2 separate regions of the Homo sapiens genome follow, and region 2 is linked to region 1. Evidence: read pairs that join two places in POLR2A ChIA-PET (ENCODE). Cell type or tissue: PC-9. All regions are shown on one strand. Links, peaks and the distances in the headings refer to the core of each region. The heading gives the core; the rest is flanking DNA. Region 1 has its middle 41 kb from the start of MAP1B. Region 2 holds the start of LOC107986382 (a long non-coding RNA gene).

The links. Peaks named below come from ENCODE experiments on the same cell type or tissue, not always from the same donor. Only the 100,000 strongest peaks of a DNase experiment are listed, where the experiment ranks them.
Region 2: POLR2A ChIA-PET joins it to region 1 with 20 read pairs; 3 of 35 experiments call an interaction of 5 or more read pairs at or near these places.

The regions. Positions count from the first base shown.
Region 1 is chr5:72,058,611-72,074,081 of GRCh38, forward strand. No RefSeq gene overlaps it. Among named protein-coding and RNA genes, the nearest start is that of MAP1B, 41 kb to the right of the region's middle. In PC-9, for the core only: no CTCF peak of the experiment used is centred there; DNase peaks (open chromatin) are centred at 6,781, 8,261, 9,241 and 9,701; H3K4me3 peaks cover 772 bases; H3K27ac peaks cover 4,575 bases.
Region 2 is chr5:71,914,425-71,930,290 of GRCh38, forward strand. LOC107986382 (a long non-coding RNA gene) reads right to left here and starts at 11,392. Exons shown (of 3, transcript XR_001742515.2): 1 at 11,249-11,392; 2 at 8,677-8,745. In PC-9, for the core only: no CTCF peak of the experiment used is centred there; a DNase peak (open chromatin) is centred at 8,327; H3K27ac peaks cover 3,799 bases.

The sequences.
Region 1 (15,471 bases), core at 5,091-13,090:
CTGAAGATTCTGACCACTCATCCTTCCTCGTTGTCTGCTTATGAAGACAACAGACTTGTAGTTGGGCATCGGAAATTTCTGTGGTAGATTCCATTCTGCAAACACTTAGTAAACTCTGAAAGAGCTACCTCTTCACATTGTGGTGTACTTAAGGCTTCTTTGTCTTCAGCCTTTGGCCTTAGTTCAAAAGTCAGGGCATGGGTATCCACAGGCAAAAGAATATATTTAGACCCCTAGCTTACACTATATGCCAAAATTAACTCAGAAGGAGTCAAAAACCCTAAATTTAAGAGCTAACATTATAAAACTCTTAGAAGAAAAACAGATATAAATTTACATGACTGTGAATCAGGCAATGATTTCTTAGATATGACACCTAAAGCACAAGCAACCAAAGAAAAGGAGAAAATTTTTATGTTGCCAAAATTATAAACTTTTGTGCTTCAAAGAACACCATCAAGAAAGTGAAAAGACAATCCACAGAATGGGAGAAAATCTTTGCAAATAGTATATAGAATAAGGGTCTGCTATGCACAACATAAAAAGAACTCCAACCACTTAGCAATAAAAAGACAAACAGCCTTACTAAAAATGGACAAAGAATTTGAACAGACATTTCTCCAGAGAAGATATAGAAATGATCAAGGAGCACATGACAAGATGCTCAGCATCATTAGTCATTAGAGAAATGCAAAGCAAGACCACAATGGATACCACTTCATACCCACTAAAATGGACAAATAACAAGAACAACAACAACAAAAGATGCACAATAGCAAGCATTGACAAAGACATGGAAAAATTGAAACCCTTATACTTTGCTGGTGAGAATGTAAAATGGTGCAGTCTCTTGAGAAAACAATTTGGGCCAGGTGCGATGGCTCACACCTGTAATCCCAGCCCTTTGGGAGGCCGAGGCAGGTGGATCACCTGAGGTCAGGAGTTCAAGACTAACCTGACCAATATGGAGAAACCCCGTCTCTACTAAAAACACAAAATTATCTGGGCATGGTGGCACATGCCTGTAATCCCAGCTACTTGGGGGCTGAGGCAGGAGAATCACTTGAACCTGGGAGGCTCAGGTTGTGGCGAGCCGAGATCGTGCCATTGCACTCCAGCCTTGGCAACAAGAGCAAAACTCCAACTCAAAAAAAGAAAATAATTTGGTAATTCCTCAAAAAGTTAAACAGAGTTACTGTATGATCCACCAATATCTAGGTATATATATATATACCAAATAGGATTGAAAACCTTTGTGTACCCAAAACCTTATACCTGAATATTCATAGCCAAAAGAGGAAACAATTCAGAAGTCTAAAAGCCTATAAACAGGTAAATAAAGTGCAGTATATTCATACAATAAAATATTAGCCTAAAAGGGAATGAAGTACTGATGCATGCTATAGCATGGATGAACCTTGAAAATGGTATGTTATATGAAGGGAGCCAGACACAAAATGCCAAATATATGATATATTGAGAATGGGTCAAACCAAATCAGACTTTTTGTCTTTATTAGTGGTTGACAGGGGCTGGGGGAGGGAGGAATGAAAAGTGATTGCTAATAGGTATAGGGTTTCTTTTAGGGGTGACAAAATGTTATAAAGTTAGATAGTGGTAATTATTGCACAACCTTGTGAATATATTATAAACCACTGACGTACATACCTTAAAAGAGCATATTTTATGGTATGTGAATTATAACCCAGTTTGTTTTTTAAAAAAGTCAAGCAATAGGAAGAATCCCTTTCAACTTCCCAGTTACAGGTGGAAGCAATTTGGTATGAGTGGGTTAGATTTTATCCAAAAAATTGACTATAGCTTCCAAACTAGAAGCAGTTTTTAGTACATGTTTTAATGCATTTACTAACTTTTTTCTGAAAGTGATGCACCTACAAGAGCATATCTTATGTATAGGCACATGAGTTGTGCCACTTAAAACAGCATTCCTCATTTCCAACTGCTTTGAGTGGACAGATGTACACACTTTGTTTTTTCTAAGCTATGCACAAACTTAAGGGCTTGCATGCACCATACATACACACTAATCTTCCTCTTTTCTTTCTTTCACAATAGTTCCTATAATCTCAAATCGGTACCTATTCAAAATTGGCCAAAAAGCCTGATAAATCTCAGGATATTGCAATCTGTGGGTGAGTCTCCAAGATGTCCACAGCATCCAAATGAAAATCAGAGTTGTGATAGAAGAATGGCTGTATAGACTCTAATCAAAAGATTGATTTTTGTGTAGTTGTTCTTTTTTAAAAAAACAAATTCTGAAAAATTCTGAGTTGTCTTTGAGAAGCAAAGGACAATGTTGAAGGGTATAAAGGAGTTAGTCAAGAATAATAAAAATAATCTCTTGGTAAAATGACTGAAGTTTGTAATATATTTACATCATAAAGACCACAATGTAAAAAATAAAATCAAAATAAGTGTCTAAAACCAACTGCAACAGCTCATTTCTCTTTTTAAAAATGAAACTGAGCATCTTATTTGAAGCTATTTTTATTTGCATTAGATTATTGCAAATAAACATTCTAAATGATAGAAAAGAGTTGTAATCATATAATTTGCTTTCAGTGTTTTTGTATTAACTCATTAGTCAAACCCTTCAGTGAAACATAGTTTACAAAAACATATCCATTTTTTTGTAAGCATATTATGAATAACATAGAGATGCTTTACTAATTTGATAATTAAGACCCAATATTTAGCTGGAGAGGACCAATTAAGTAAGAATAATTTAACTCTCTCTCTCTGTCTCTCTTTCTCTTTCTCTCTTGCTTGGCTGACTAAGCTTGGGGGAGCATAAAAGAATAAAGTAATCGTACTGCATTAGAACTAGTAGAAGACATTAGAGATTAACTTGGGGGCCATGACTACTGAGGAATTCAGTGAGTTGGCTTCATGGGCAGTCTGCGTAATCCTTAAGTTAGATGCAAAATGTTATAGGAATGTGCATAAGTGTATTTTTGGGGGTAGTGAGAATGTATAATCCTAGAAGATCAAGAAACCAATGTGCTGAAGAGTGACGGGTGAGGACAGTTGTCCTGGGACTTTGGAGGTGCTGTCAGATGGTCCTGGAAATACAGAACCAGTCCACTGCACAGCCAGAGATGACATGGGCTCAGTGATTCCAAAGCCCTTATAGTCAAGAATGTGAAATGCAGACGACCAGAGAAAAGAGCAATAGACAGTTCCTGATACACTCAGCTTACCCCGCTATACAATCTATAAGCATCCACATGTCCTCATTGGCTATGGAGATAAGTTATTCCAAAATACCATGGTCCTATCAGCCTGGAGGGTCTGGACTACTGGGAGTGTGTATATATATATATATGGCAAGGAAGAATGAGAGGTCGTGGTGCCATGGACAGAAGAAGAAAAATTAGCAAATGTTGGCTTGATAGGGTAAGCAAGGGTTTGGCTTTTAACACGTGGTATTCAAGGAGCAGACAGAACACCAAGGTTTAGTTGTTCCAAAAGCAACTGGAAAGACAGAAGTAAAGCTAGATGCTCCTACTATAGGAAAATTCTTTCCCCATCAGTGTTTCCTCCCTTTGGGATTCTCTCGATTCAACCCCATGACCACCACTGCACTCACCCCCAGGAGTGCATGCTCCTTTCCTCTACGACCTGCAGCAGTGTGCTAATCTGGTTTATTTGGGTTCATCAGAACAAAATGTTAGCCTTTCCCAATTCTGCCTTCAGTGACCTCACGTTGGTAGCCTGCAATTGGCTATGGTGGTGCAATTTCTATTTGCATCACAGAAATCAGCAAATGCTACAAATTAGTATCCCTCCTCCAAATGGGCTGTTAAATATTTACCAGCTTTTACCAATCACTGCTTATGAGTGAACAGAGATATAGAGTGTGTGGGGCCTTACACAGAATGGCCAAGGAAGATCTCACTGTTAGGGCAGCGTTTGGGAAGACTAAAAAGAGGTGATAAAATGAACCATGCAGGTATCTTGGGGAAGAGCATTCTTGTTACAGGAAACAGCAAATGTAAGGTACCCAGTGCAGGAGTGTCCTTGGTGTTCAAGGGACGGCAAAGAAGGCTAGTGTGGCTGGGGCAGAGTGAGTGAAGGAAAGAATGGTAGGGGATGAGGTTAGAGATAGATGAAGAAACGAGGGGCAAATCATGAAAGACCTTTTAGATGATAATAAGGAGTTTGGTTTTTACTCTGAGAGAAACGGGGAGACACTGGAGAGTATAGAGCAGTAAAGTGACATGAGTATGACATAGACCTTGAAAGGATTACTCCTTTTAATCCTTCATGTCAACTTTATGGAGGCTAGGACCAGAAGACTAGTGGTGGAGGGGATAAGAAGTGGTCATATTCTAGATCTGAATACAATAGAATTGTTATTAGTAAGCAGCTTTCAGCTCAATAAAAGAAATGAGTTTCTAATAGAGTTTTTGTCATCTCCAATGAAGTACCAAGCTTCTTGTACCTGGAAGTAACCAGGCAGACACTTGATATCCCTCACTAGAGATAGTATAGGAGAGTTTCCTATGTTGGGAGGAGTTTATACCCACTGACCTCTAATATTCTTCAATGGCCTGGGGCTTGGCTACACAAGAAAATGCTTGTTATAACTTGATGACTGATGATCGAGTTAGGACTAAGGGAGCAAATAGGGTTAGATATAGAAATTGAAATGGCTTCATTTCTGTAATAAATATGTTAATGGTTATTTTAGAGATATATTTATGACTTGGGCATAGGCATATCTAAGGGTTTGGGGGCAAAGTGGATGGGGGAGTAGTTTCGCGTTCGTGTCGCTCTCCGTGGTGCTGAAACACCAATGGTTAAGGGATAATGTTCTCCTAACTCCCTGACTCTTCCTACTTGGAGGTGAGGCCACCTGATATGTGCAGTCACATGAGGTAGAGGTGGGTTGAGTTGGGGAGGCTTGGGAACAAATAAAGTAAGGATGTCTTAGAATTCAGGATATTACAGCTGGAAAGGGTTTCAGGGAGTATCTAGTCCAATTGCTTAATTTTGCAACTGAGAAAACAGAGCAAGTCCACTTGTCCTAAGCAGCAGAGGTCCAGGACCTAGTATATCTCATCCTGGGATGAGATAAAAGTGAGAGGAGGCTAGTCCTGTGGGATTATTCTTAACATTTCCACCAGAAGTTTCTACTACTTGAGTTCTCCCTCATCGTGTGACCCTATTCACCACACCAGTGAATAAGCTTCCTCAGAAACATGTCCTGGTTTGTGCATGAATTTCCCTGATTTATACCTGGAAGCCTCCAATCTGGACTAGACATCCTTAGTTGTAATGGACTCTCTGGTTGATGTCACCCCAACTTCCCAGGCTTCTATCAATGACCTCTACTTTTTATTAATGTTACCATGCGTCTACTTGGTTTGTCATACTTTCTGAAGTACTAGAACTTGACGGAGCTGGGTATGCACTAACATGTTATACTTGTCCTTGTGTGGCTGCTTATTGAGGCTGTAGGTCTGCCGTTTGGTAGAATACAATTAACAAGATCGTAGAATAGGGGAAAGAACACATGGGTAAAGCACCCAGTAACCAGTCATGCAGAGGCTTAGTGATGTAAGAACTCACACCATAATCTGGTTAATTTTTTACTTTTTTGAGACAGGGTCTTGCTCTGTTGCCCAGGCTGGAGTGCAGTGGCTTGATGATGGCTTACTGCAGCCTCAAACTCCTGGGTTCAAGCAATCCTTCTGCCATAGCCTCCTGAATAGCTGGGACCACAGTTACATGTTACCATGCCTGGTTAATTTTTTATTTTCACTTTTTGTAGAGACAGGGATCTCTCTATGTTGCCCAGGCTGGTCTTGAATTCCTGGACTCAAGTGATCCTCCCACCTTGGCTTCCCAAAGTGCCAGGATTACAGGCATGAGCCACCACGCCTGGCTGGTTAATTTTTACAAATGAAAAATAAGAGCAAGAGTCTGCTGAGGTAGGTAATCACACTGAGTCAAGCTGGTGGGAGTTGTTTTTTTTTTTTTTTTTTTTTTTTTTTTTTTTTTTTTTGCCTGAATTATCTAGGTAAACACAGACATGCCTAAGAAATAAAAGATCTATATATATAAAGAAGCTACATTAAATCTTCATTTTAAATTTTCGTTAAATTCTAATTGTGTGTATGTTTTTTTAACTGGGCTGACAGACATTAATAACTACTGAATTAGTGAATTTCCATTGGCTCTGGATCTGTAAATAGAACAAAGCCATCTGTGGGTTAGAGACCACGGAAGCTCCTGCCTGGCCTCCCAGAGGTTCATTGTAACCTTGGGTCACAGATGGATGTGGCTCAGCTACCCTGAGTACTAGCTTCATCTGGCCTCAGAGCCCCAGAGCCAAGAGCAGGTGTAAGCCACATGCCTAGTCTCCCCAGGGGCTAGGAAAAGCCGCCTTGAGACCAAGGCTGCAAACAAAAGCTGGTAGAGGAGATTTCCTAGCTGTTTCAGACTGTGCCATAGATGTGAAACTCAAAGGCGAAGGGAAAAGTCAGCCTTCCTTATTCCAGCCTCTCCTACCTGCCTGTGTCCAAGAATGCTTCAAACCCAGAGATGCTTTTACTAAAATGGATCTCCAAGTTTGAGCCCTGGTGTTCTTACCATTTTGCTATTTAAAGTCTGCACAGGTATCTGGAGAACTGTCTGAATGGCTACCTCCCCCAGCATCTCCCTAACTAACTCACTCAATTTTTGCAGAGGGTCCTCTTTCAAAGAAATACCTGTGGCTGGGTGTGGCAGCAGGGCATGCCTGTAATTCCAGCTACTCAGGAGGCTGAGGTGGGAGGATCCCTTTTGCCCAGGAGTTTGAGACTGCAGTGAGCTATGGTTGTGCTGCTGTACTCCAGCCTGGGCTCTGTCATCCAAGCTGGGGACCCCAGCTCTAAAATGGGGTCTCTTTATTTTTAGATACCCTGTCTCTAAAATAATAAATAAAAAATTTAAAAAATAAGGAAACACCTCTGCCTCTGCTAGTCTGCCTTTCTCCCATTCTAGAAGGCCTTTTGTTTTTCTTTTCTCAAGTTTATTTCCCACTTGAGTAAATGTATTATTTCCTTTCCCTGATGTAAGAAAATTTCCTCTTACAAATGTTTTTTAGCCAATGAAGAAAATGCACTGGCAAGGACAGGGGCCTCCATCTCTCATGTGATCCAGAGAGATTCCTGTGAGCTGAGGTTTGCTCTTGGGAATGCCTGTTTGGATGCAGAGGGTTAGAATGCAGCTAAAGAAGGACCCTTGCCCAAGGTCCTCAGGTTTCCATGGCTCAGTGTGTATCTGACACCAGGGAGGTTTGAAGAGGGAGTAGGGGTGGCCAGGGATTAAATAAATGGTTGGAGGTAAGGGAGGATCTGGAAGGGCTGAGCCGTGTTCCTGTAAGGTCCTCAGGAGGCCAGGGCGCAGTGCCTGATCCTGTATTGCAGGCTGAAGCGGCTTAATTGCTGGTAATTAAGGCAGGATCTATAGTTTCTGGGCATGCCTAGTGGGGGAGGGGCTGGGTTTCTGGCCTTGGATGAGCTGCAGGAAAGCAAGCGGCTGCTCTTCTGAGCTTACAGCTCAGACACTCCCAGCAGGGCCTGTTGCTGGGCAGTTTTCAGCACTAGGAGTCTTTGCAAACCTGCTCTTTGAGGATGGAGATTGTCTTTTCAAAGGAACTCAAAGTAGAATATGAATAGTTAACCTTTATTGAGAATTTACCATAGGTCAGGAATTCTGCTAACCACGTTTAATTCTCAAAACATCTCAATGGGTGAATTTTTAATTGATGATGATAATAAAAGATTGGATAATTTGCTCAAGGTCCACAGTTCACACAGAATGCAAATTTAGTTAATTGGATTCCAGAGTCTGTGTTTGCAGGCACCACGCTCTTCTGCAGAGATTGCAAGCTGGTAGCCTATAAGCCTTCAGTGTGCCTGATCCCCACATTGCTTTAAATATAAAAATGTTCAATAAAATTAAGGATTTCTGGCTTTTTTGAAAAAATGATAATGTCTTCCAACACTGGCCCAATTTTTGCATGGCAACAATGAATTGGGACTGAGTAGCTGTTGCCCCTTCTAGAGAGGGAATCTCCAGTTTTTCTGTTTGTACTGCTTCTTCTTGCAAAACTCCTAGCCCATTTCAATCATTTATGAAAATGACATGCCTGGCCCTCGGCATTTTGAAATTGTGACACTGCCTTTTGTCAAGCAAAATAGATTAAGACATAAGAGTATGAGCTGGAATAGAGAAATGAGGTGGTAAGACCCAGTTACACGAGCCACAAGTGTCTTTGCACTTAGTCATACACTCCAAGAGCACAAGCTCATCGCTGAGGCCAATTTATCCCTAGTCTCATTTTCAAGTTCACAGATAAGCAGAGAAGGGCTGGCTCAGGGTGGGGGTAGAAATGTACAGAAATTTCAAGAAGCATTGTAGTCTGAGATAAGCAACTTTCCCCATCTACTTTTAGGATATTACTTTTCATAAAGCTTTACCATAAGTTCTGCTTTATCATCTCTGCCTGAGCTTCCAGCTGGACAGACTCCGAAATCTAAAAGCCTGCAACTTCCAAAGGAGGACATTTAGCTGCCCAAGGCTGTACAGCCACACCAGGCTGATTGCTTCTGGGTAATCAGGTGGGAAATATCATCTGCATTTAGGGTTTCCTGTGCCATCAGTCTTCTCCAGATGCCTGCAGAGTTGAGATTCACGTACCCACACCAGCAACACTGTCCCTTAAAGGGCTGTAGTGCTTTTTGGGAAGTAGAGTAAATAAAATGATTTATTAGTTTTCTTTAACCAGAAGAATCAATCACTCTGGTCAAGGCAAGGACCATCATGTGGTGACATGATGTTGAGGTCCAGCTTTTGAACTCTTCAGAGTAAGCCGAGAATGATCTTACATCAGGCACCTCCAGAGAAGCATGGACCCCTCAAGTCCACTGTGACCACCAAGCTGAGGCCATGAGACTCCGGAAAACTTTATCTTAGAATATGTCTTCTTTGCATAAAAGGAACAATTAAGCTTGGCTTCCTGACATTGAGGGTGACTAGGCTTTTCCCTAACAACCGGTAGGGCAGCTGGCATTTTCATGCTTTCACAGCCGGAAGACTCTAGCCCCAAGTTGTGTGCTCTAGTCTCTCTTCCAGACAAGTATTTTCAGAATTCTTGACTAAAATATCTCAATAAAGGCTGCTCTTTCCTAAACCTCAACCTCAGAGCTTCCCTGGAGGATGACTCATCTTGAGCAGAGGCAGCGCAGCAGACCTGTATGAGCAGGGCGTGGGCTTGGACAGCCCTGGGTTTGCAACTGGCTTCTCTGCTTGCTGGCTGGGTGGGCCTACAATTCAGTCACCTCACCTCCCTGGGCAAAGATTTCTTCATTCAAGGAATGCATAATGACCCTGCCTCCCAGGGTTGGAATAAAACTTCTTTAAAATAATGCAGCACAGAAAAGAGCTTAGAAAGATGTTTGTGTGCGGTAGTGTGAGGGGGGACAGATCATGTGTTCCAAGGGAATACAGGAAGGGTTTAATAAAAGGTCTTCCTGATTCTGTCCCCTGCCTGCGTCTCTAATTTTCTTGTTCCCATTGCCCTTTCTCACTCAGTGTGGTGTTTCTTCTGCTAAAAACATTCTTCCTACCCCTCACCCCACACTTGCCTCACTCCCTCTTCCTCCCTCTTCAGGTTGCTGCCTTCCCTGGCCTTCCAGACTGGATCAGGTCCCCAGGCCAAACTTTTTGAAACCAAGTTGTACTTTCTCTTCACAGCATTTCCTGCTGTATCTGAGATGATGCCACTATCTGTCTCCCACTATTCTTAGAACTTCCTAAGAGCAGGGCTCTCCTGTTTTGCCCACAGCTGTATCCCAAATGCCTAAAAAGAACCTGCCACATAGTAGGTCCTCAATAAATATTTGCTGAATGAGTAATAAAACTTAGCTTGATCTTTCTTTTGATTATACAACAGTCAACAGACGTATATTAAGAAATCATTCTTGGCCAGGCGTGGTGGCTCATGCCTGTAATCTCAGCATTTTGGAAGGCCGAGGTGGGCAGGTCACCTGAGGTCAGGAGTTCGAGACCAGCCTGGCCAACATGGCGAAACCCCGTCTCTACTAAAAATACAAAAATTTGCCAGGCATGGTGGCGAGCATCTGTAATCCCAGCTACCCAGGTGGCTGAGGCAGGGAGAATTGCTTGAACCCAGGAGGCGGAGGTTGCACTGAGCTGAGATCGCACCACTGCACTCCAGCCTGGGTGACAGAGTGAGACTCTGTCTCAAAAAAAAAAAATTATTCTTAACCATCTAAAATTTAACTCATAATGGATCAAAGGCCTAAATGGAAGAGCCAAAACTATAAAACTCTTAGGAGAAAACATAGGGGTAAATGCTGATGACCTTGGATTTGGGAATGGAGCCTTACAATATGACACCAAAAGCACAAGCAACAAAAGAAAAAAGTAGATAAATTGAATATTACTAAAATTAAAAACTTTTGTGTTTCAAAGGACATCATCAAGAAAGTGAAAAGGCAATCTGCACAATGGGAGAAGTTTTTCCAAATCACAGATCTGATAAGAAACTTGTATATAGGATGCATTTTAAAAATTCTTATAACTCAATAGCAAAAAGATAAATAACCCAATTTAAAAATGGGAAAAAAAATGAATAGACATTTTTCCAAAGAAGATATAAAATAGCCATTAAGCACATGAAAAGATGCTCAACATCATTAGGTATCAGGGAAATAGAAATCAAAACCATAATGAGATACCACTTAACACCTACTATAATGGCTAGAATCAAAAATTCTGATAATAACAAATATTGGTGAGGATCAGAAACCTCATTCATACGCAGCTGGTGGTAGTGTAAAATGATGCAGCCATTTTTGAAATATAGTCTAGCAGTTCCTCATAAAGTTAAAGACAGAGTTAGCGTTTGACCAGCAATTTTACTCTGTGATATACCCAAGACATATGAAAAAATGTCCATACAAAAACTTGTGTATGAATGTTCATAGCAGAGTTATTCATAATAGCCAAAAAAGAGAAAAGAACCCAAATATCCATCACCCGATAAATGGATAAATGAAATGTAGTCTATCCATACAATAGAATATTATTCAGCCATAAAGGAGGAAGTACTGATATATGCTATGACATGAATGAAAACATTCAGTTAAGTGAAAGAAGCCAGACCCAAAAGGCCACATATTATATGCTTCTATTTATATGAAATGTCCAGAATAGGCAATCCATAGAGACAGAAAGTCGATTAGTGTTTGCCTTGGGTGTGGGGGAAGGGATGGGAGGATGAGGAGTAAAAAGCTAAAGGGCACAGTGTTTCTTTGGGCCATGATGGGAATGTCATAAAATCAGTTGTAATGATGGTTTCACAACTCCGTGAATATACTAAAAAAAATCCAATTCTGTCCTTTAATGAGTCAATCATATGATATATGAATTACATTTCGAACTGCAAAAAAAGGGAAAGAGAGATCATTACATGCCCATGAATTTTTAGGTATTAAGAGAAGCATGTGACTCTCACCTGCAACGACTTAACAAGCCAGATGGGACGACAAACATATATGAAATAATAAGCAATACTAAATCAGTTATAACCAAACACTACACCACGAAGCAAAAGCTGCGGTCCTAAGAAGGCGCACAACCTATGAAGATGGGGCATCTTGCATAGGAGATATCTTAAATTCTGAATACAGAAACTACATCCTGTGACACTTGGTGTTGACACTAGCTATTTTCTAGCACTGTTGTCTGCTTTTCCATATGTTTTAGTCAGCACCTCCCAGCTAGATCGACTGTTTCATCGCTGCCTTCCCCTAGCTGCAAGCACAGTGCTTGGCACTCACTTAGGGTGGTGGGTTCTATGACTGGAGGTGGAGCCAGTGTCGGGATGTAAAGCCTCCTGTCTGAGCTGACCTGTCTCTTTTCATCATGCCTATGTCAACAAGGGATTCCTTTTTGCAAACATCTTTCCCATGTTTCATTTGTTAGCCTATCCCACAGGCCAGGAGGGCAGAAGAGCATGCTAATGTGACTGTCTGAGGAAGTAACTGGAGAATAGCAAGGAGCAGGGAGGCTGGTCTTAATTCAAGGTCTCCCAGGGGGCAAGCACCTGGCTGATCAGGGATTAGCATAGATGTTACCATCCTGCTAAACCCAGAAAGCCAGGTTGTTTATCTATTTGGGAGGTAGATTTATAGTCATGTAAGGGAGAAAAAATTGGTCTAAATCAAACTTTATTTTAGGACGAAAATAAGGGCGTGTGTGTGCAGTAGTGTAAAGAGGGCTGATCATGTCTTCAAGGGAATTAAAAACCCAAGCAAATGATAAAGTTACAAAAAAAGTGTTTGTGATCCCCAGTATCCCTGCGACCCTCTAAGATCTACAATTCTGAGATGGGGAAGATTACCTTAAGCCAGCCTCAACGTTCCTTTGGAGATCCTGTTCCATTTAATATATCATTTAATGTATTTGTTCATTTAGGCCATGACTCATTGCTTCTCTGAATTCTATTTTTTACTTGTCGTTTCTCAGTCGGATATTTTTCCACATATCAGATGTTCAACTATTTGTCTAATAGGACAATACCTACTTTGGGGCTGATAAACTGACCACATAGTTTTATTATTTGTAAATTGTAAAAGATTGTAGTAAAAATGTCTTCCCCTAAATTTGCCAAGATTGAGAAATCACCCTAAAGTCAGCATGTGATAAAATGCAAATTGTGTTATGTATTTTCTCAGGTATAATTCTGAGGCACCCAGAGGAAGATGGTAGCTACCTACCTATATGTTATTGTCTAATATTTGAACATATTCCCCATCAGGCTGGGGAAAGCAGACAAGGAACCTGAGCCAAGAGAGCAGGAATCTCAGGATGGGCAGAGCAAAATGGAGACTAACCAAGATGGTGGACCACATGGCTGCCTAGAAGTAATCATTTGTTAACCTTTACGTGTGGCTGAGTTTATAGCTGATGTATGCGTACATACAAATGATGTATTTATAGGTAAATGCATAGAAAAGTTCTAGAGTGATACACATCAAGCTGATAAATTCTGGAAAGAATACATTAAATTGGGGCCAAGGGAAGTGAAATGATTGCCTTTTACTCTAAATACCTTAACGTCATTGTTTTAACAAAAAATGAAATATATTTAAAATATATTCATAGAATCCTTGCATAATAAAAAAACATAAATAAGAGACTAACTAGAGAGGGTATAAGATTACATTCTGATTACTAAAAAAATAAAATTAGAATAGTATAATTAGGAGAGAATAAAAACCATCTGTAATCCTGCACGCAGAGATAATTGCATGAGAACATTCCTCACCCAAATCCAGAACAATGGGTTGTAGTCCAGGCAGAAGAAGTCTCTACTAGTAGAGAACTGGTACCACACTAATAGGACTGGGGGCAAGAGGCCAGAACTGGGCTTATCATCCTAAGGTCTGACCAGATGGAGCCATTGGCTAAGTAAGGAAGAAGCAAGCAGCTGGTCAGGCAGAGGGGTTGGGGCCAAAATTAGAGAGCAGAGCTTAGAGGGAACAGCACCAGCAAAGTGGAGGGAGTGGGACTGGGGACTCAGATACTGGAGTGAGATGTTCACCTTCACTACTATTTTCATTCTGTGCCCATAAATGATAAAATTCATCTGCAGGAGGTCAGGAGTTACCATTGGATCTTGGCCAAATAAGATGCTGGGATTACACACAGAGTTAACACTACCACACAGAGACCTCACCCTAGGTCTGTGGTAGAAATGGGACTGGGACGAAGCTCCTAAAAATAGGAGTTAGTGGCCTTAGAGGTCAGTCTTAGATAAGGGAAGGGAAGCCTGTGACAGAAAGAAGAGTCACTTGGAAAGAGTCTGGAAGAGTCTAGAGGCAATGGGGATGCTACTGGCATTGGGACAGTCCTTCATTGTGTGGACTGTTTGTGCATTGCAGGAGGCTGGGCACCCTGGCCTTCATTCACTGAAGAAATAGGGCCATCCCCACCCCTGCCCTAGTCAGAAGGTGACCCAACCCAACAGCACACATCCAATCATCCCTATGGATGGAAAGTATCCTCATTTGGAAAGCACCAGATCCAATGCCTAACTAACAGACGGTGGAGGGCTATAACCCACCAATTCTCTCCTGCTGCAGGAAAGTGGAACTGTGGCTTCGACCTGACTGTATGTGCCTGGACCATAGAGAATGGACTAGGTTGGAAAGGCTCTGAGGAACAGAAAAAAGAGGGGAAAGGCATAGAATCAAGAGGCACAGTAGGTGCAAGAGGGCCATCCCCACTTTACCCTCTGATGGAGAGAAGGGAAAGTCTGTGCCACCCTGAGCAGCAGCAGGAAGCACTCGGGGAACTCCTGAGAAGGGCCCTGCTTCATACCACTGGTTATGAAACAAGGCATCTATGTCAGTCCTTTAGCCTCCCGGGCTCTAGCTTTTGGATTTTGTATCTTTTTAAGGAGGTTGAAGAAAGCCAGTTGTTAGATCTGCTGTGACTATTTAAAGAAATGTGCTCTTAACCTATCACAGCATTAAACTTGAGATAGGGTCTGCCATATCAGTAAGATGTGAACTCCTCTATCTCAGGATCTCGCTATATTTAACCACTTAGACAGAAAGACAATTTTCATATTTACATAGGATATAGATAGTAATCATCCAATAAGCCTTGGTTCTAATTTTAAATGCACGTCTCTAGGCGTCTCAATAACTGGACAACATTGCAGTGCTTGCAATCTTAAATTAAGAGCTCAGTCTCTCATTCTATGTGGGAAAATGCATGGCATTTCTGGGTTTGCTCATTTCATTCTCACAAGCAAGTTAATTGCTTGAGTATATGTGTGGATACATTTTTCACCTAATGCTGGCCTACACAAAACTACTCAAGGAGCAGCTGAAAACATTTTTCTTTTTGAATTTGTGAAACAAAAACCAACAAGAGTTTAACATGGTAGATTACAAATGTAGGGCCTTGAAAGAAACAATAGGTACTCCAGCCCTTGGATAGTTCTAATCTTATTGGAAGGGAGCCCCCACATTTTCCCACTCATTTGTAGAGAAACTGAGCCAAAATCAGCTGATTGCCTCGATTTCTCTACAAAGAAGTGGGAAATGTGTGATTTGCCTCAGTTCCTCTATAAAGGAGGGGCAAAGGGGTGGGAAAGCTCTGCTTTTCTCCATTCTTTGGGGCCCACGTTGGCTCTGGGTGTAGCCCCCTATATTATCAGCTCAGAGAACTATGGGCAGTAGCAATAGCCATGAACCCTTTTTCGAGTGGTAACCCCATGTGGGGCATTGCACTAAACACTTCGCCGGTATTATCTCATTTAATCATCACGGCATCTCAGTGAGGTGGATGCTATTCATTTTACAGATGGTAAAACTGAGACAGCACTCAGGAAACTAAAACAATAACACAGTCGAGGTC
Region 2 (15,866 bases), core at 3,859-11,858, 150 kb before region 1:
ATGGTGCCTGGTAAGAACTAAAAATAAACCAGAAAGGCTCAGGCTGGGTTTCAATGGCAGACTCCAAGGAGTTCGAAGGATTTCTAAACTTGGCCAAAGGCTTTCCTGCTTTTCTATTTCAAGTTCATTCACTTGAGAATTTTCAAAATCTGAAGATCATTCCTTCCTTTTCCTGGAATTGAAAATAGAAGAACCCTGGCTTAACTTTGGAGCAGATTGCAATTTATATTTTGGTCCTTCTGTGATGCGATTATGATTGTATAATGAGGTAGTTAAGGGTATGGACATTGGAATCAGACAACCTGGGTTCAAACCCCAGCTTGTTTACTGACTGCCTATCAGGCCTTAACCTCTCTCAGCCTCAGTTTCTTTTTCTGCAAAGTCAGAGTTGATATGAGGATTAAATACACACATTATGTGTGTGTTTAACACAGGTACTAGAACACAGTGAGTATTCAGTAAATGGCAGCTCCTACCTTACTCTTATTATTTCAAACAAAACTTTCTCTTAATTTTCTATAATCATCTTGGAAATGAAGCCAATAGTATTCCAGGTTGTGTGTGAGTGTTAGTGTGTGTATCTGTGTGGGTGGGCGGAAGGTGGGGGGTGGTCAATACATTCATGTAACTTCTAGTCAGAGCTGCTACTGACTAACATCTGTTTCCTCATATTGCTGGGCACACAACTAAGGCCACCTTTCCCAGACTCCCTTGTAGTAAGGTGATGCCATGTAACTATGTTCTAGCCAAAAATGTGAACAGAAGTGGTATGTGCCATTTGTAGTCTTGGCCCATGGATATTTCCCTTTAAGTCCTCCTTCCTGCTCTTTCCCCTGGGATGGAGATGATTGTGGTGATCTTAGAAACTCTAGATGAAGATGACAGAGCCCCTGTCAGCCTGAGTCCTTGAATGACAGTTGGGGGATGGAAGCAAGACAACCTCCACTGAGAAGGAACATCTACCTTGGACTAAGATAAACTTCTACTGTGTCTGAAACATTATGTTATTAATTGTTATTTGTTATAATAACTAGATCCAAATGCCTAGTGCCTTCTTGATCACCTCCTTCCTTAATTTATACTTCTTTTTAGCTTTCCATTTAAAATTCTTGACTTAAGTAAAAGTTAAAGCAGAGTTTCCCGGGAGGCCAATTAACCAAAATCAACATCTAGGAGTGTCTATTGATTTTACGGAGTGCTTCTGCTCTTTATTTCCTAAGACCCAGGGATCTTGGGAATTAAGCCTCACTAAGACAGAATTTTGAGGGTGAATGTGGGAAGGTTCGGACTACCTGGATTTTACTGTTCTTGACATCAGAGACTTAAGTGTAACAAGTAGAGTTCACTTAGACACGTGTCTCCATTTGAACATACTTAAAAGGGTTCGTGAAAACGAACAAAGGCTTAGTTGAGAATGACTAGAATCACTAATGGAAATTAGATTCAATTTAAAACATACAGTTAATTGCAAAAAGTATAAAGAATATACAGCAGGTTTTCACATCAGTCTCTAGTTCCTGCCTACTTACAGAATAGTCACCCTTAACAAATAAAATTCAGGAAAGAGTCTCTACTCCAAGTCTCTGTATCCTCTTTTGTGGGTTCCCTGTTGCTATTGTCCCCAGGCCACTGTGCACCAGAATCTTTCTTTCTTTAAGTACTTGCTTTATGTACTAAGTCTTACTAATTGTCTCCAGACAACTCTGCTTTTTCCTAATGTGCCTGGCAAAATGTTGGCTGCTTCCTTTACCTGTTAATAAAAATGATTGCCCATTCGCACCTGCTTGTACCACCAGGTGGGCCTGAGGGCAGGTCTGCCCAACTTGGTGCTGCTTCCCAACTCCCAAGTACCTGAGCACACCATCTAGGGGCCTGGGGATCACCCAGCCCAGTCCACCATGAGTGGCACCTGAGCACTCTTCCTGGGATCTGAGGTTGGCTCCATTCAACTTGGTGCTACCATCAAAGCTGACACTCACCTGTAGGTCTGGGGACTGGACCACCCAACCTGTTGCAATGACTGCCAATACCAATGTGGACCACTTGGGTCCCGGAGGGTTGTTCCACTACTACTATTGCCATTAACCATGCCACACATTTTCTTCCCAATAGCTTGAGAACCTACTCACCCACCCAACTCACTGCTGTCATTCCCAGCACCCAAGCAATCCACCTGGAGGCTCAATAATTGACTGGCTTGGAGCTGCTAACACCAGGACCAGTGTATGCCACCCTGGGGCTCAAGGACAGGCATGCTCAGCCCACCGCTGCCACCACTGAGGCTTCAAGACTTGCCCAACTGATGTCCTAATCCTCAGCCAAACTTTACCACAGCCCCCATTAACAAATGCACCCTAAGCCATCAAGGAAATCACAGACGTCACTGATGTAACCATACAGAAACTACAGTACTGCATGCACCCAGAATCAAAACCAAAGTGCCCTACCCAAAAAACACAATAGATATAACTTCAGGAAAAATTCCTCCCCTATGAAATCAAATTTAAAAAATGGGAAGAAGTGACTGTTACACCAGATGTGCAGTTATCAATGTAAAAACATACGAAACTTTAAAAAGCAAGGAACTGTAACACCTTCAAAGGAATATAATCATTTTCCACTAACAAATTCCAACCAAAAAAAATTTACAGAATTCCAGAAAAATTCAAAATATTGATACTGAAGGAGTTCAGTGGGATACAAGACAATTCTGAAAAACAATATTAAAAAATGAGAAAAACTATTCAGGATATGAATAAGATATCCTCATATCAAAGGGACAGATTTGAAAAAGAATAAAACTGAAATTCTCAAACTGAAAACTACATTGAATTAAATACAAAATACATTCAAAAGCCTCAATAATAGGCTAGGTCAGGCAGAAGAAAGAATATCAGAACTTTAAGGCAGGTCATTTGAAGTAATCCTGTCAGATTAAAACAAATAATAAAGAATAAGCAAAGCCTTTGCAACATGTGGGGCCCTTTCATAAAATGCAATATTTGAATTTTTGGTGTTCCAGAAGGTGAAGAGGAAACAAAAGAGTTAGAAAGCCTATTTAACAAAATAATAGATAAAAACTTCCCAAGTCTAGCAAGAGATTTAGACATCCAGATATAAGAGGCTCAAAGATCCCTAAACAGATAAAATTCAAAAAGGTCTTTTTCATAGCACATTATAGTCAAACTGTCAAAAATCAAAGACAAAGATAAAATTCTAGAGAATCAAGAGAAAAACACTTAGTCACAATAAAGATATCCCCGTCAGACTAACAATGGATTTCTCAGCAAAAACCTTCAGGACTAGAGAGAATGGGATGATATTTAAAGTGCTGAAGGAAAAAAAATTCCAGCCAAGGATACTATGTCCAGTAAAAGTATCATTCATGAAGGAAGAAGAAATAAAGTCTTTCCCAGAGAAGCAAAAGCTGAGGAAATTTATCCTTACTAGACTGGCCCTTTGAGAAATGTTTAAAGGATTTCTATAACTGGAAGAAAAAGAACAATAAGTACCATCATGGAAACACATGAAAATATAAAAACCACTGCTAGAGCAAACACACAAACAAGGAAGAGAAAAACTTAAATGTTACTGCTACAGAATACCACCAAACCACAATGAAAACAGTAACAGAGAAAGAAAGAAACAAATGATATACCAAACAAGATATTAAGTAATAAAATGAAAGGAATAAGCCCTTATATATCAATAATAAACTTTAGTGTAAATGAATTAAACTTGCTACCTAAAAGATATGGACTGGCTGAATGGATTAAAAAAATGATTCAATGATATACTGCCTATGAGAAACTCATCTCACCTCTAAAGACACATAAAATGACAACAAAGTGATGGAAAAAGGTATTGCAGGCAAACAGAAAGCAAAAGTGAGCAGGAGGAGCTATATTAATATCAGAGAAAACAGACTTTAAGACAAAAACAGTAAAAAAATACGAAGAAGCTCATTATATAATGATAAAGGGATGAATTTAGCAAGAATATATAACAATTCTAAACATATGTGCATCCAATACCAAAATATCCAAATACGCAAAGAAAATATTGTTAGGCATAAGGGGAGAGACAGACCCAAATATAATAACACTTAGGGACTTCAGTACCCTATTCTCAGCATTATACAGATCATTTACACTGAAAATTAAAAGAACATTGAATTTAAACTTCACATTAAACCAAATGGACCTAACAAATATTTACAAAACATTTTATCCAACAACTGCAGAATACACATTCTTCTCATTGGCACACAAAACGTTCTCCAGGATACGTCATATGTTAGGACAAAATCAAGTCTCAACAAATTTAAAAAAAATCAAAATCATATCAAGTATCTTCTCAGACCACAGTAGAATATAAGCTAGAAATCAACAACAAGAGAAACTTTGGAAACTGTACAAATATATGAAAATTAAACTACATGCTTCTGAATGACAAGTGGGTCAAGGAAGAAATTAAGGGGGAAATTAAAAAAATTCTTGAAATAAATAAAAATGAACATATTATGTAACAAAACCTATGGGATACAGCAAAGCAGTGCTAAAAGGAAACTTTTTAGTAGTAAATACCTACATCAAAAAACTAAAAAGATTTCAAACTAATTATTTGATGATGCATCTCATGGAACTAGAAAAACAAGAACAAACCAAACCCAACATTTGTAGAAGGAAAGAATTAATGATGACCAGAGCAGAACTAAACAAAATAGACACTAAAAACCAATACAAAGAATCAATGAAATTAAAAGCTGAGTCTTTTGGAGATGAAAATCAACAAACCACTTGCTAGGCTAACCAAGAAAAAAATTAGAGAAGACCCACGTAAATAAAACAAGAAATGAAAAAGTAGACATTACTACTGGTATCACAGAAATACAGAAGATCATCAGAGACTAATATAAACACCTATACACTGACAAACTAGAAACTCTAGAGGAAATGGATGAATTCCTGGAAACATACAACCTACCAAGATTGAATTAGGAAGTAGCAGAAACCTTGAGCAAGGCAATAAGAAAAAGCATGATTGAATTAGCGATGAAAAGTCTCCCAAAAAAGAAAAATCCAAGACCAGATAGCTTCATGGCCGAATTCTACTAAACTTTCAAAGCAAAACTAACACACCAATTCTCAAAAAAATAAGGAAAGGGAAATATTCTCTTCAAGGCCTCAAAAAATTAAGGAAAGGGAAATATTCTCTTCAAGGCTAGCATTACCCTGATACCAAAGCTAGACAAGGATACAACAAAAAAAGAAAATCACAGGCTAATATCCCAGATGAATATAGATGCAAAAATTCTCAAGAAAATACTAGCAAGCCAAACCCAACAACACATCAAAAAAATTATATACTATGGTCAAGTGGGATTTATCTCAGGAATGCAAGAATTGTTTAACATACATGAATCAATAAACATGATATATCAACAGAATGAAAGACAAAAACCATATAATCCTCTTGATAGACACAGAAAAAGCATTTGATAAAATTCAACATTCCTTCATGACAAAAACTCTCAACAAACTGGGCTTAGAAGGAATTTACTTCAACATAACAAGGGTCATATATGACAAACCCACAGCTAATGTCAAATTGAATGGGGAGAAACTAAAAAGTCTTTCCCACAAGAAGTGGAACAGGACAAGGATGCCCGCTTTCACTACTCCTATTCAACATAGTACTGGAAGTTCTAGCCAGAGCAATCAGGCAAGAGAAAACAATAAAAGGGATCCAAATTAGAAAAAAGAAAGTCAAATTGTCCGTCTTTGCTGATGACATGATTTTACATCTAGAAAAACCTAAAGTTTTCACCAAAAACACTTTTAGATCTGATAAATAAATTCAGTAAAGTTTCAGTATACAAAATCAACATACAAAAATCAGTGACATTTCTATATACCAATAATAAACTAGCTGAGAAAGAAATCAAGAAGTCAATCCCATTTACAATGGCTACAAAAAAACCACCTAGGAATAAATTTAACCAAGGAGGTTGTAGAGGTGAAAGCAACTCCATCTTGGTTGCTAATCAGCCATGTTGACTTCTCATTAACCCCAGTTCCAAGAAGGCCTCTAAGATTTCCAGTTTATCTATTATTCCTTGTGTAAGAGCAGACACTTAACATAAATCCTGCCCTTAGGTCAAAGCAACCTTGATGTCATTGTACCTCAATTGCCCTACATATCCCTTCCAAATCACATGTACCAGTTTCCTATGGTATATAACCCCTGAATCTGGATAAGGGCAGGGATCCACCACCTTGTCTTGCTGCCACCTAAGACATAGACATAACTTCTGTTCATAAGTCATGATTAAATGTTTCTTTCTAAGAAACTGGATTTATCAGTCTCCTTCTTTTGTCTGTCAGCTTCCATGGACTTTGGGGGCAGGTTTGCATAGGCCTGCCCACCATGGAACAGAGGTGAAAGATCTCTAAAAGGAAAACTACAAAACACTGATAAAATAAATTGAAGAGGGCACAAACATCCCATGCTCATGGATCAAAAGAATTAATATCATTAGGAAGACCATACTGCCCAAAGATATCTATAGATTCAATCCAAGCCCTATCAAAATGCCAATGTCATTTTTTTCATAGAAATAGAGAAAAAATTTAAATTTGTATGGAACTGAAAAAGAACCTGAATAGTCAAAGCAATCCTGAACAAAAAGGACAAAGCTGGAGGCATCACACTACCTGACTTCAAAATATATTGCAAGACTATAGTAACCAAAACAGCATGGTATTGATATAAGAACAAGCACATAGACCAATGGAAGAGAATAGAAAATCCAGAAATAAATCCACATATTTCTAGACAACTGATTTTCAACCATGGTGCTAAGAACATACATTGAGGAGAGGACATGGGAAGCTGGATATCAATATACAGAAGAATGAAACTAGACTCCTATCTCTCACCATATATAAAAATCAACTCAAGATGGATTAAAGACTTAAACATAAGACTGAAACTATAAAATTAATAGAAGAAAACATAGGGAAAACACTTTATGGCATTGGTCTAGGCAAAGATTTTATCGCTAAGACCTCAAAAGCACAGGGAGCAAAAACAAAAATAGAAAAAATGGGATTATATTAAATTTAAAAAGTGTCTGCACAGCAAGGAAACAATCAACAGAGTGAAGAGACAATCTACTGAATTGGAGAAAATATTTTCAAACTCTTCATCAGACAAGGAACTAATACCCAGGTTATGTCAGAAACTCAAACAACTAAGTGATGTTAGGCATATATATATCATCAGGGAAATGCAAATCAAATGTGATATCTACCACAATGAGATATCATCTCATCCCAGTTAGAATGGCTATTATTAAAAAGACAAAAAAAAAAAAACAAGTGCTAGTAAGATGATGCAGAGAAGAGAAAATTTTTATACATGGTTGATGGGAATGTAAATTAGTACAGCCACTATGGAAAACAGTATGAAGATTCTCAAAAAGTAAAAACAGAGTTACCATATGACCCAGTAATCCCACTACTGGATATTTATCTGTAGGAAAATAAATCAGTATATCAAAGAGATACCCATACTCACATGTTTATTGCAGCACTATTCATAATAACAAATATATGGAATTAACCTAAATGTCAATCAATGGACAAATGAATAAAAAAAAGTGTTATATGTACAAGGTGGAATATTATTAAGCCATTGAAAAGGAATGGAACTATGTCATTTTGAGCAACATGGATGGAACTGGAGTTCCATTATGTTAAGTGAAATAAGCTAGACACAGAAAAATAAATTTTGTATGTTCTCTCTCATATGTGAAAGCTAAAAAATTTGATCTCATGGAGACAGAGAGTAGAATGATAAATACCAGAGGCTGGAATGGGGTGTGGGTGGGAGGGGAGGATGATGAGAGGTTGTTTAATGGATACAAACATACAGTTAGATAGAAGGTATATGTTTATATGTTTGACAGCAGAGCGGGGTGACTGTAGTTAGCAACAATGTATTGTATATTTCAAAGTAGCTAGAAGAGAGAACTTGAAATATCCCCAACATACAGAAATGATAAATACTCAAGGTAACAGATACCCCAAATACCCTGACTTGATCATTACACTTTCTATGCATGTAACAAAATATCATATATACCTCCATAAATATGTAAAATATTATGTATTAATACAAAAATGGCTGGCTGTTAATGAATATAACTAGCTTACCAGAGCCCTCTAGCTGCCCTCTTTCTGCAATAGTGATGACTAGGAAGTTGCTAAGCTTTTTCACCCTTGTATAGCACCTTGATATTTCCTGTGTGAGTCACACCATTACTATCCCTCCAACAACAGAGGCTGAAAAAAATTACACTCCAGGCCTTGTTTCTCACACAATAGGGCTTGGCAGCATGCTCCACCCTCAGATTCTATTCCTAGGGCTTACCCTCCAAGGAGTCTGCAATGGACTGGATGTTTTTGTCTCCCCTTTTTCCTCCCAAATTCATATGATAAAAAGCTCATCCTAATGTGATGGTATTTGGAGAAGAGGCCTTTGGGAGGTCATTAGGTCATTAGGATGGAATCCTCATGAATGGGATTCAGGCCAGTATAAGAAGAGGCCAGAGAGCTAGCTATTTTTTGCTCTTCTATGTGAGATACAATGAAAAGTCAGATATCTACAAACCAGGAAGTAACCTCTCGCCAGACACTGGATCTGCTGGCTCCTTTATCTTGGACTTGCCAGGCTCCACAACTGTAAGAAATAAATGTTTCTTGATAAAATAAATGTTTGTTGTACCAGTCTATGATAATTTGTTATAGCAGCCTTAACTGACCAAAACAGTAAATATATTACGTACATACAAGATGTGAACACAAACCAAAACTCCTTATTGAGTCCACTAAAGCTTTCCATGAGAGTTCTGAGAATAGTTCTGCCAAAACAAGTGTTGGAAGGAGTATGAAGGGGTTGCTGGAGCTTGGAGGTAGTGACCTACCAATTCAAATTAGATGTTATGTAGCTCATGGTAGATGTGTAGGTAGATAGCTAGCGCCCTTGATTGCCAATGAGTAAGCAATGTTAGTTGAAAAACAGAACTAGAATTAAGGGTAGTTCTGTAGTTAAGGATACAGATTCCCAGGGTACTCCACTATAATCCACACTGTACTTGCAAAGATTAAAATATTATTCAAAAGAAACAAAATTGTATGAAGGAAATTCCAAAATCCCATAGCCTTCATATTCCAAAACCAGGTTTTTTTGAAAAGAATTCCAGGATACATTTCAAAACAGAGAAGTTTCTAATTTTCAGATCATTATTCATTCTGAAGTTATGACAAAGCAACAATTGATTTGAACAGGTAATGCATAATTAATTGAAGTCAATAAATTAGAATTCCCCTTAAGACAGAATCAGTCCTTCTTGTCCTGGATCTTTGGCTGTTTTCAGCAGTTTTGTACTGAGCTAAACTAGATGGGAAGTTTTCCTTAAGAATTTCCAAGGAATGGGAAGAATGGTGAATACTTGGGAGTACATCTTCCTTAGGGAAGGAGAGAAAGGAATGTAGGTTGCACAACCAATATGCAGTAGGTGCTTTATAGATACTATTTATTCACTTGATGTTCTCAAATATCAAAGTTAGTGTTATTATTTTCATTTCGCATATATAGTTAAGCAAGTTGAACACGATCAGTTGACTATTAAGTAGAAGACATAGTACTCAAATGTGACCTGCTGGGCTTCAAAACTCATCTTTTCACTGTCAGATGCCCTGGTATCTATCACAGAGCATGAGTTATCTTCCTACTAAATGCAGATGGTTTAAGAAGAGAATGCAATAATGACTATTATAAGGTCAGCAAGAAGTTCTAGTTCTACAACTGAGCCCTAGAACTTTCTCTCTAAATACTTCAACAGGAGTCTTGTTTCTTCTAATGTTCAACTGCCTTCTGACCCAGGCTGAAGTATTCCTTTGTAATTGGCAGAGTTTCAATTCATAGTGATTCAGTAGTACAGAGAAATGGGTAGGCTTTGATTTTTCAATCCATTTCAGCCACCAAATCTCACTCTGCTCTCCTTTCTTTGGCCTCTAGTGAAGTTGTTGTTGAGCTTTAGTATACATAAAAAACAGCTGATGGAATTGTTTAAAAATGAATGTTTTGGCTTCTATCCTAGAAAGCCAAGAGGTTTGGGGTGAGGCCAAGAATCTGCATTTTTTACAAACATCTCAGGTGATCAGGGAAATCTGAGTTTGTAAGTGCCTTAATTTTCCTTATTACTCTCATTTTCCTTTTATGTTTTTGTTTTAATCTCACACTCTGTTGGGATTGGGATTTCTTTTATAAGCCATGCTCTTTTGTTCTCTGCACTTCTAGAACTGCCCTGCTAGTGTATGGTCTGGGGGTATGAAGGCTCAGGACTAAAACCAGAAAAACAGAGGTAACATCTAATAGCTAGAGGCTCTAAGAGGGAAAATGCTTCAGTTAGGAGGCATAGAAGAGGCTACTAAATAAAATGTTAGTGGTGTAATATTATTCTTCTGGAAAAAATATGGCCATATAGTCAAGACAAACACAAAAGAGGGACACAAACCTGAAGGAATCAAGCCAAAAAGGTAAAATCCCAGAACAAACTGAGGCTCGTGAAAAGTGGTAAGGGCAAAAACCAAGGGCTCTTAGGAAGCTACACAGGGATTAAGAGCAACGAAGAAATAAAGGCCAGGAGCAGATGATGTAATGTTGACAGACAGCAAGACAAGCAGCACTGCTCATTTCCTGTTTTACTTCCCTACTCCATCAGGGAGAAGGATCTCCAAGCTGCAAATTTATAGAATAAACATTTCTTAAGGAAAATGTAATCCAAAGATGAAGTTGGGGCTTGGGAAAGATCTATTTGCACAGTGAGTGCGGCTTTTAAGACCAGAAGAATTACATTACAGAGCACCCCAAATTGGCACTGGAGTTGCAAGGGTTGTTGGTTATCTTTAAGGGCTATGGAGAAAGAGGTGCCAAATGACCAGAGGCAAGCAAATCTCTTGATTTTTCTTTAAGTTTGTTTTTAAAAAACCACTGCTCTGAATACCCTGTAGAATCCTAGAAGAGATGACAATTCATTTGGAGAAAGGAGTGTCTGTAAAGGAGTCAGCCCCTCCACAGGCTCAAGTACCTATTGGAGGCAAAGCTTAGAAGGATACATTTTTAGCTTAGACCCTTGGTGCCAGGCTGCCTGGTACTGGGAGATGGGTGGCTGGCTTACCTCGACTCCACTCAGAGGAAGGCCTTGCCAGAAAGACCCGGGAATGCAAACAATCTCCTGGCAACAGTGATCTCCTTTGCCCTGCCAATGTCTGGTGAGAGAGAGAGGTGGAGAGACAGAGAGAGAAGAAGAGAGAGAGAGAGAGAGACGCAAACACACACACACACACACGCACACACACACACACACACACACAGAAAACAGAGTTAGGAGTGAAAGAGAGAGAACAGAGAGAGTCAGGGTAGGAGGGAGGGAGAGAGGCAGGGAGAGGGGAGGGGAAAAGAGCCTGCTTCCCTACATTTGGTCTAGCATTTGGCTATTTGTTGACATCTGTGTCCCATCAATTTCTGAGTTGTTGATCAGAGTCCAAAGCAAAGGAATAGCTCAACAAGAGGAAAAATATGGGTTTGTCATACCATCCAGATCCCTCCCTGATCCTCTCAGCTGGTGATATTACCAGTAAAGAGACAGGGACTTCTGAGGAAGGTGGCTCTGACCACCAGGACCTCTGTAAAGACTTCTAATTGAACTACTTAAGGCAGAGGTTTTCAATAGGCAAGAGACAAAGGGGTGGAGCAAGATTTCCCCACAAGGGAAATTAAGAAATGCCTGGAGACACTTTGGTGGTCACAACTGAGGGGAAGGAATGCCACTGGCACCCAGTGGGTAGAGGCTGAGGATGCTGCTATAATTCCTACAATGCACAGGACAGCACCCACAACAAAATCTTATCCCAAAATCTAGCCCAAAATATTCATAGTGCTGAGGTTGAGAAACCATGTTTTAAGGGGATTTAACACCAGAGGCCTCAGTGTCCAGTGCCCAGGGCCATCCAGTAGAGTCATTGGAACAAAGAGGACCTTAGAAATCATGGTTCCTTCCCTTTTTACAGGTGAAGTGTTTGAGGCTCAGGGAGTGAAGTGGCTTGTCCAGGGACCCAGGCCATGGATTGAGGTGATTAAGAGTCTTGGAGTAAGACAGACCTGGTTTTAAATCTCAGTTCAGTTACTTAACATCTGTGTGACTTGGACATATTTTTGATTTTGGACGAGTTACTTCACCTCTTGGAGCCTGAATTATCTGACCTGTTCAATGGGCATCCTATAATAAGTCCTGCAAAGCATAATGTCAAGGAATATGTGAGAGGATGCATATAATAAATGACATCTCTAATTATGAGTAGTAGAGCTGGAGCCAAAATTTGGCTCCTGTCCTCAGTTCTGTTCCAGTTCCATTGTTTCACGTTAATACATCCCAAATCAGGACCACCCATCACTGCTGAGAGGCATGTAGTATGGTAATTGTGAGCTCTGCCACTTGGTCCAAGTGGATCAGGATTCGAAGTCCAGCTCTACCATTTTCAAGCTGATAAATAATCAACCTCCCTCTCAGCCTCAGTTTCCTTATGTGTAAAATGGGATAATGCTATGATCTACCTTATAGGCTTCTGGTGGAAGTTAGAATCAGAACCCATATTAAACACTTCAGGCTAGAGTCAGAAGAGAGTAAGGACTCAGCATATATTAGTTATAGCTAATGTTTGTGGCAGGTTGTATTTTCCCCCAAATGGCTACCACAGCATCTCCCCAATCAATATACTCTTTTTACAATGTGACTGTAACTCTCCTCCCCTCCAATAGAGGTGGGCAGTCTATGTTCTCTTTATTTGGATGTAGATAGACAAGTGGCTATGGGGCAAGTGATATTTTGTGACTTCTGGGGCTAGGTCATGAAAAATGATACACCTTTTTCCTGCATATCTTGGGATGCTCACACTTGAAACCCTGCCTCCATGCTGTGAGGAAGCCCAAGCCACACTGTGGAGAGGCCCATTTGAAGAGAAACTGACAGACAACACTAACTTGCCAGCCGTATGAATGAGCCATCTATAAGTGGAACCTCCAGTTCCAGGCAAGCTACCCCAGCTGATGCCGGCTGGAGAGAAGTGAGCTGGCTGCACTGAACCCTGTTCAAATTGCAGATTAATGAGCAAAACAAATGATCAATGTCATTTTAAACTGTCAGAGGTATTCAAACCAGAGCAACTCCATCTTGAACAGGGGCTTGGTAAAATGAGGCTGAGACCTCCTGGTTCCCAGGAGGTTAGGCATTCTTAGTCACAGGATGAGATAGGAGGTCAACACAAGATACAGGTCACAAAGACCCTGCTAATAAAACAAGATGCAGTAAAGAAGCAGGACAAAAGAGTTCATGACCAAGAACCCAAAGGCAAATGCAACAGAAGCAAAGATAAATGATGGGACCTAATTAAGCTAAAAATCTTCTGCACTGTAAAAGAAATAATCAGCAGAGTAAACAGAAAACCTACAGAGTGGAAGGAATATCTTCACAAACTATGCATCCAACAAAGGACTAATATCCAGAATCTACAAGGAACTCAAACAAATTAGCAAGAAAAAAACAAATAATACCATAAAAAATTAGCCTAAGGACATGAATAGACAATTCTCAAAAGAAGATGTACAAATAGCCAACAAACATATGAAAAAATGCTCAGCATCACTAATTATCAGAAAAATGCAAATCAAAACCACAATGAAATACCACCTTACTCATGCAAGAATGACCATAATTAAAAAATCAAAAATAATAGATGTTGGCATGGATGTAGTGAAAAGGGAACACTTTTACACTGCTTGTAGGAATGTAAATGAGTACAACCACTATGGAAAACAATGTGGAATTCCTTAAAGAACTAAAAGTAGAACTATCATTTGATCCAGCAATCCCACTACTGGGTATCTACCCAGAAGAAAGGAAGTTTTTATATGAAAAAGACACTTGTACACACATGTTTATAGCAGCACAATTCGCAACTGCAAAAATATGGAACCAGTCTAAATGCCCATCAACCAACAAGTAGCTAAAGAAAATGTGACATATATATCATACACATACACATACATATATTATGGAATACTACTCATCCATTAAAAGGAACAAAATAATGGCATTTGCAGCTACCTGGATGGAATGGGAGACCATTATTCTAAGTGAAGTAACCCATGAATGGAAAACCAGACATCATATGTTCTCACTTTTAAGTGGGAGCTAAGCTATGAGGACGCAAAGGCATAAGAATGATATAATGGACTTTGAGGACTTGCGGGGAAGGATGGTAGGGGGATGAGTGTACAGTGTACACTGTTTAGGTGATGGGTGCACCACAATCTCGATCAGAAATCACCACTAAAGAACTTATTTATGTAGCCAAAAACCATCTTTTTCCCCCAAACTATTGAAATAAAAATATATATTGCCAATATCTTCCCCCATGCTGTGACTTTTCACTGTTCTAACGGTGCTTTGATAAATAAAGTTTAATTTTAAAGAAAAAAAAAGAAGCTGGCCAAAACCTGCCAAAACCAAGATGACCACAAAAGCGACCTCTGGTCATCCTCAGTGCTCATTATACGCTAATTATATTGCATTAGCATGTGAAAAGACACTCCCACCAGGGCCATGACAGTTTACAAATGCCATCGCAATGTCTGGAAGTTACCTTATGTGATCTAAAAAGGGAAGGAACCCTCAGTTCTGGGAATTGCCTGCCCCTTTCCTGGAAATCTCTTGAATAATCCACCTCTTGTTTAGCATATGATCAAGAAATAAGCATAAAAATAGCCAACCAGCAGCCCTTGGGGTGGCTCTGTTCTTTCAGTAGCCATTCTTTTATTCCCTTACTTTCTTAATGAACTTGTTTTCACTTTACTCTGTGGACTTGCCCCAAATTCTTTCTTGCATGAGATCCAAGGACCTTCTCATGGGGTCTGGATTGGAACCCCTTTCCAGTAACAAACCCACTAAATGTTAAGACAGCTTGTTATGCAGCAATGGTTCAATATTATTTTTATTAATCTCCAAAAAGAAATTCTCCTTCTCCTTATATCATCTCTTAAGCCTCATCATCAACACCAAGAAGAAAACCAGACATAGTAGGAAATGTTGCAGCTTCTTGCCAGATCTCCTGTGATTCTTCTGTATATCTGGAGAAGATGATCAAACACCACTACCGGTTGAGGATGTGATATATGGAGATTCGGGAATCTGAGGGTTTATCTGGGGACATAGTTCAACCGATCTCTTTTGGGAGCAGGTTAATTCCAGGGCCTGACAGGCTTCTTGAAACTTGTGAACAAGGTTCTCCAACAGCACTTACTCCAGTGTTATTTTTCCCTTCCCTTCTTCCTTGCTTTCTGCCGTGAGTGTGAGACATGTGTGGGAAGGAAAAACAACGTTCTCCTCCATTCTACGTGAGTTTTTAGCTGGGACTCCCTCTAATAAAAGACAGATTAACAAGAGAAAAGCAAACAAATGTTTAATAACACACACACCTCCTGTAGATCTCAAATTAGACTTTAGGCTTAAATATTTTGTTTCTCTGAAACAAAAAAAGGAGTGTATAGGAAAAGGCCCTATTAAGATGCAATGGCCAGGAAAAGCACCATAAACCAAGGGTAAGATTTTCTATGCAGATTTAAGTGGATGCCTTCTCCACTGATGAAGAGTTTCTGATAATTTAGTAATCTTTCTCCTCCTGGTGCAGAGAGGGAGGCACCCTTAAAAATGGGAATTTCTTTTGTAAATGTAAATTTCT